Regions from separate parts of the Homo sapiens genome. Here region 2 is linked to region 1. Evidence: read pairs that join two places in POLR2A ChIA-PET (ENCODE). Cell type or tissue: GM12878. All regions are shown on one strand. Each heading gives the region's core, and the rest is flanking DNA. Links, peaks and the distances in the headings are about the cores only.

Region 1 (2,917 bases), core at 172-2,671:
CTGATCAATTTGGCATTTCTGCAAGGAGGACAATTGATGGAGGCTTCTAGTTGGCCATCCTGCTGCACCTCCCACATATGTCATTTTAAATATCCTAATAACCACATTAAAAAAAGCAAAAAGAATTAGTGAAACCCATTTCAACAATATATTTCATTAAACTCAATCTATCCAAAATATTACTATTTCAACATATAACTGCTATAAATTCATTACTGAGATATTTTACATTTTTTCATACTACATTTTCTAAATCCACTCTGTGTTTCACTCTTTAAACCCGTCTCAGTTAGAACTAGTCACACTTCAAGTGCTCAACAGCCACGTGTCACTACTGGCTACTGTATTAGACAGCACACATCTGTATTATTGAATTGGGTATTAGACAGCACACGTCTGTATTGTTGAATTGTGTAACTGTGGACTTGCATGTGTTTATCAAAATTAGCTATTAGAAAATCTTTGTGGCCGAGTGTGGTGGCTCACGCCTATAATCCCAGCACTTTGGGAGGCTGAGGCGAGTGGATCACAAGGTCAGGAGCTCGAGATTAGCCTGGCAAACATGGTGAAACCCCGTCTATACTAAAAATACAAAAATTAGCCAGGTGTGGTGGCAGGTGCCTATAATCCCAGCTACTCAGGAGGCTGAGGCAGGAGAATTGCCTGAACCCAGGAGGCGGAGGTTGCGTGAGCCGAGATCGCGCCACTGCACTCTACCCTGGGTGACAGAGCAAGGCACCATCCCCCACCATAAAAACAAAAACAAAAACAAAAACAAAAAAAACTTTGTTATTAACTTACCCTTATCCCTTCATTCAGCTTACGCTAGGTATCTGTATTCGTTTCCAATTTTTTCTTTTTCTTTTTTTTTTAACAGATCACCTCAAATTTAGTAACTTCCAACAACACAACTTTATTATCTTACAGTTTTAAAGATCAGAAATTTGAAATTGGTCAGCAGGGCTGTATTTCTCCTGAGAGCTGTAGGAGAGAATGAGTTCCTTGCCTTTTTCAGCTTCTAGAGGCTGCCTTTTTTTTTTTTCTTTTTTCAGTTTGTGGCAGCATCACTCCAATCTCTTCTCCCATGGTCATGTCTCTTTCTCTGACTCTGGCTCAAATGTCCCACTCTCGTAAAGACCTTGGTGATTATGTTGGGCCTACCTGGATAATCCCAAGACAACCTCCTCATCACAAGATCCTTAATTTAATTGTGTCTGCAAAGTCCATTTTGCCATGTAAGGAAATAAATTCATAGATTTTGTTGGTGAAGAAATGGGCATATTTAGGGAAGACAGCCTACCTACCACAGTACTCAATCTGTTCAAGGCTAGATCAAGTCTAGAAAATTGTCCAGGAACTATTTATAGAATTTTTAGTTCTAGCTCAAGGACCTAGGGTTCGGATTCAAAAAATGACAACGGTATTCATGTAGTCCTTTGCCACGAATGTGTCTAAAATAATAATAAAAAGATCTCTCATTTTGTGAAATGCAGTAACCCATAAAAACGCCTTTAGTGATTAGTCATGGACAAATGTGTCAGTTCCCAAATTGTGTTCACTTTGTGCAGCTCTGCTTATTTTTAGCTGTTTGTACACCTGGTTTCATAATTTGTCTATCTTCAGCCACTCCAATTCTAGTCTCTCTTGCTGTCTCACTTCCCTTTTCATGAGACCTCATTTGATTCTTCAAATGTGCCCTATTTTCTCCAACCCAGGACCTTTGCATATGCCTTCTTTTTTTGCCCGAAGGACTCTTTACCTACCTCTTTAACTAATAATGGTTTTAAGAAATTTTTAAAGGCATAGAACCAATTAATTTCTCACCTTGTCTTTCTCTTTCTTTCATTAAGTAATCATTAGATTGAATTGATCACTCCAGTGTGTATGTTGGGCAAGCATAAGACAGAGGCCTCTGGTTACAGAATCTTAAGAGTTGTTTTCCTTACTCCAAGCCCAGTCAGAGACAGGCAACTGTTCCTAGACTACTCTTCTACAAAACGATCAGCCATGTATGAGTTCAGACGTTATGTAGGGATCTCAATTCCAATTCTTCATTTTATATGAATATAAAGGCCTCCTCTGCTTTCGATATGTGGGCATCAGAGAAGAAGTCCCAGAGATATAAAGCCCATAGTCTCTGTTGGCAGGGTCTGCTTCTGTTTACATTGTTTTGTGTTGTGTGTTGTCCTTGAACTTCATTTCTTTTCTGTTCTGTTCTCTTTTTTCTTTCCTTGTCTTCCTTCCTTCCTACTTTCTTCCTTCCTTCCTTCCTTCCTTCCTTCCTTCCTTCCTTCCTTCCTTCCTTCTTTCTTTCTTTCTTTCTTTTCTTTCTCTTTTTCTTTCTTTCTTTTTCTTTTTTTTTTTTTGACGGAGTTTTGCTCTTGTTGCCCAGGCTGGAGTGCAATGGCACGATCTCACTTCACTGCTACCTCTGTCTCCCAGGTTCAAGCGATTCTCCTGCCTCAGCCTCCCGAGTAGCTGGCATTACAGTTGCCCTTCACCATGCCCGGCTAATTTTTTTGTATATTCAGTAGAGACGGGGTTTCACCATGTTGGCCAGGCTGGTCTCAAACTCTTAACCTCAGGTTTCCACCCACCTAGGCCTCCCAAAGTGCTGGGATTGCAGGCATGAGCCACCGAGCCCAGCCTGTCCTTGCATTTCTTATCAGCTGGGATTTCTCTTTTTTGCAAACTCAGCTACTCAGCTATAGATGTAAAAGGATGTTCGCTATATCTTATAGTACATTTCTAGATTGTTTGCTGAGCATTTCTCTGTTTTTCTTCTACATTCCAAGAACAAGAAGTCTCCAGCACTCATTTATTTTCATTTATGTTCTGTAACTTAATTCTAAAAACCACATTGTCATCTCTACATCCTAGAGAAATAAAATGAAAGTCATATATACTCTAGAGAAAA
Region 2 (2,917 bases), core at 306-2,805, 680 kb after region 1:
ATCAAGACAGTGACCAAGTACAGCATAACAGGTGTGAAAGCAGGGTAGCATAGAAATGATGTAAAATGAAATAAATTGTTCATAAGAAGTGCTGAAACTAAGCTGGGCACAGGGGCTCATGCCAGTAATTCCAGTGCTTTGGGAGGCTGAGGCAGGAAGACAGCTTGAGCACAGGAGTTTGAAACCAGCCTGGGCAACATAGTGAGACCTCGTCTCTACAAAAAAAAAAATGTTTAAATATTAGCCAAGTGTGGGCGCGTGTGCCTGTAGTCCCAGCTACTCAAGAGGCAGAGAGGATCACTTAAGCCTGGGAGGCGGAGATTGCAGTAAGATCACACCACTGCACTCCACCCTGGGTGATGGAGCAAAACACTGTCAAAAAATAATTTAAAAAAAGGGCTGAAAATAATAACACAAAAGGAAATAATAGCTGATGGTAAATTCAAGTCTTCTCACAAACCAAACACTATTAGTAATTTTAGTCATTTTCAGCCTTAAAAACACTATGACTTAAAAATATATACAGAATCAAACTGATTAGTTTTTTTTAACCAACAGATCAGAGGAAAGGGAAACCTTTAAGAAAAAGAGAAAGAACGAGAGCAATGCCTGCTCCTGGCCTCTCCCAAGGACTACTCCCTGGCTCCTGTGCAGGCCCCACTCAAAAGTCTGCTCTCTCTAATGCTGCAAGAACAACCCAGGGACAGACACCTTGTAGTAAGCTGAATAGTGTGCCCTCTCTAAATTCATTTCTATCCAAACCTCAAAATGTGACCTTATTTGGAAACAGTCTTTGCAGATGTAATTAGTTAAGCTGAGGTCATACTGGATTAGGGTGAGTCCTCAATTCAATGACTGATGTCCTTGCAGGAAGACAAGAAGACACAAAGATACAGACAGAGAATAAAGCCATGTGACAATGGAGGCAGAGACTGAAGTGATGCAGATACAAGCCAAGGAATGCCAAAGATTGCCAGGAGTCAGGAGCTAGGAAGAGGCAAGGAAGGATCCTTCCCAAGAGGTAGCGTGACCCTGCCAACACTTCAGATTTTAGACTTCTAGCCTCCAGAACTCTAAGACAATAAATTTCTGTTAAGCCAAGTTTGCAGAGTAATTTGTAACGGCAGTCATAGGAAACTAACTCACATCATATGTGAAATTATCCATTATCTCTCAAGACTTTTACCATTTACATAATCAAGAGGCTATAAATCATGGTCCACAGAGGAAAATGCAGCCCAAATAAGAGGCATTCTGCTTCCCATTCAGAAACCCTTCATTGAGCCCGTGACCTACAGAAAGTTTTTGCTCTAAAGCTGAGCACCCCTTTCTCCATGAGGGAGAGGGGCAGTAACTAAGTTATACCTCATCCTTCTTCTCCTGAATGCGTCGTCTCTCTGCCTCAATAGCCAGCTTCTCCTGAATTTCCTGAGCAATTTCACAGTCTTGTTGTTCACTAAAAAGCAAAGGTGAAAACATGAATAAGGAAAATAAAAAATAATGTATTTCCTAAAAGTAATAAATACAATTTATTGAATACTCACTATATGAGAAGTACATTATTTTTCTCACTTTATCTTCAAGATAAAGATGCAAAGAGGCTGACACGGTCACATTTACAGATGAGAAAACTAAGGTCCAGGGAAGTTGCATCATTTTCTCAAGATCACAACGAAAATATGTGGTAGAACTGGAATCTGATCATCACACCCAACAATGGAAAACTCCACACCTCTTCTATACCACCTATCACTTCACCCCACTGGGGCCTGTTTGACGGTCCTGCCTCTACCACTAATAACCACAAATCATTCTCTGTCATGCCATGTTATAAGCTATAAAAAAGTGTACACTTAGTAACTTCACATTACAGGTCTAATATCATAGTATTCTTATCTATTCAAACCAAAGAAATGAAAATAAACAAAAATCTACTCAGACCAATTGCTATTTATATTTCTTCTTTTCCTTCACTCATTGTAATAATTAAGAATCATACACAAAATCACGGACTTAGTTTTCAAAAGCCTCTGTCTTCATTCAAGCCTCTACCTGAACCTCCCAAATTAATGTAAAATCTGTATAGAATTAATTGACTAATAACTACATTGGATGTGATAATAAGTGGGAAGAAAGTAGAAGCACCGTAGAGAAGGCAAACCCAAATGAAGTGTTAAAGGTCACAAGTGACACAGAAGATGTATCTCCTGGTACAGAAAATAAATAAGTGAAGCTTCATCTGAGTTTAATGATTTCAAACCATATTTCCAAGAAGTACCATCTCTGGTTCAGTCAGCTAATTATACAGACTCCTGGGAAAGCGAAACTGAGAAAGCAGTAGTAAACAAGCGGTAATCCTGACTTACGGCAGCCCGGGTATCCAGACTGAATAAAAGGTTCCAGTTCAATGAAAACTGCAGCATTTCATCCTTCCCAAGATGTACAGCTATTAAAATTGCCAGGGAGTGAACTGAAAGACTTCCCTTCTAGCTTACTTATTTCATCCAGGAACAATTTCAAAACCTTGAAGTCTCAGGCAGAAATATAATACCCGGTTCTTCTCTCCTTTAGGACCTATAAAATATCACTCTCTACTCCTGATTTATATTTGAGTGGTTTGTCTTGATAATTTCTGAAAAAGCTCATTATACTGTTATTAACCTAATTCAGGATTTTAAACATCTGCATCAACCTCAGAACTGGCCTTTCTAACAGAGAATTGTGAATAATGTAAAGGGCAATGAATTTAGAACTCTAGAACATTCTAGCTTTGGTTCTCACCTTAACCTGTGACACTGAGCCTCATAACATCTCAAATATCTCTCCTCCTCTTTACATCTCCATTACCATGACCTTCAATTTAGGCCTCATCATCTCCTTCCTCTCTGTCACCACTGTCCTCATTCAAGCCTCACCA

The links. ChIA-PET counts read pairs that join two places held together with the same protein. Peaks named below come from ENCODE experiments on the same cell type or tissue, not always from the same donor. Only the 100,000 strongest peaks of a DNase experiment are listed, where the experiment ranks them.
Region 2: POLR2A ChIA-PET joins it to region 1 with 6 read pairs; 1 of 35 experiments calls an interaction of 5 or more read pairs at or near these places.

What each region holds. Positions count from the first base shown.
Region 1 is chr3:192,041,023-192,043,939 of GRCh38, reverse strand. No RefSeq gene overlaps it. Among named protein-coding and RNA genes, the nearest start is that of FGF12-AS1, 200 kb to the left of the region's middle. In GM12878, for the core only: no CTCF peak of the experiment used is centred there; a DNase peak (open chromatin) is centred at 1,629; H3K27ac peaks cover 1,186 bases.
Region 2 is chr3:191,359,608-191,362,524 of GRCh38, reverse strand. CCDC50 (coiled-coil domain containing 50) reads right to left here. Exons shown (of 12, transcript NM_178335.3): 4 at 1,366-1,456. Among named protein-coding and RNA genes, the nearest start is that of UTS2B, 31 kb to the right of the region's middle. In GM12878, for the core only: no CTCF peak of the experiment used is centred there; no DNase peak of the experiment used is centred there; H3K27ac peaks cover 70 bases.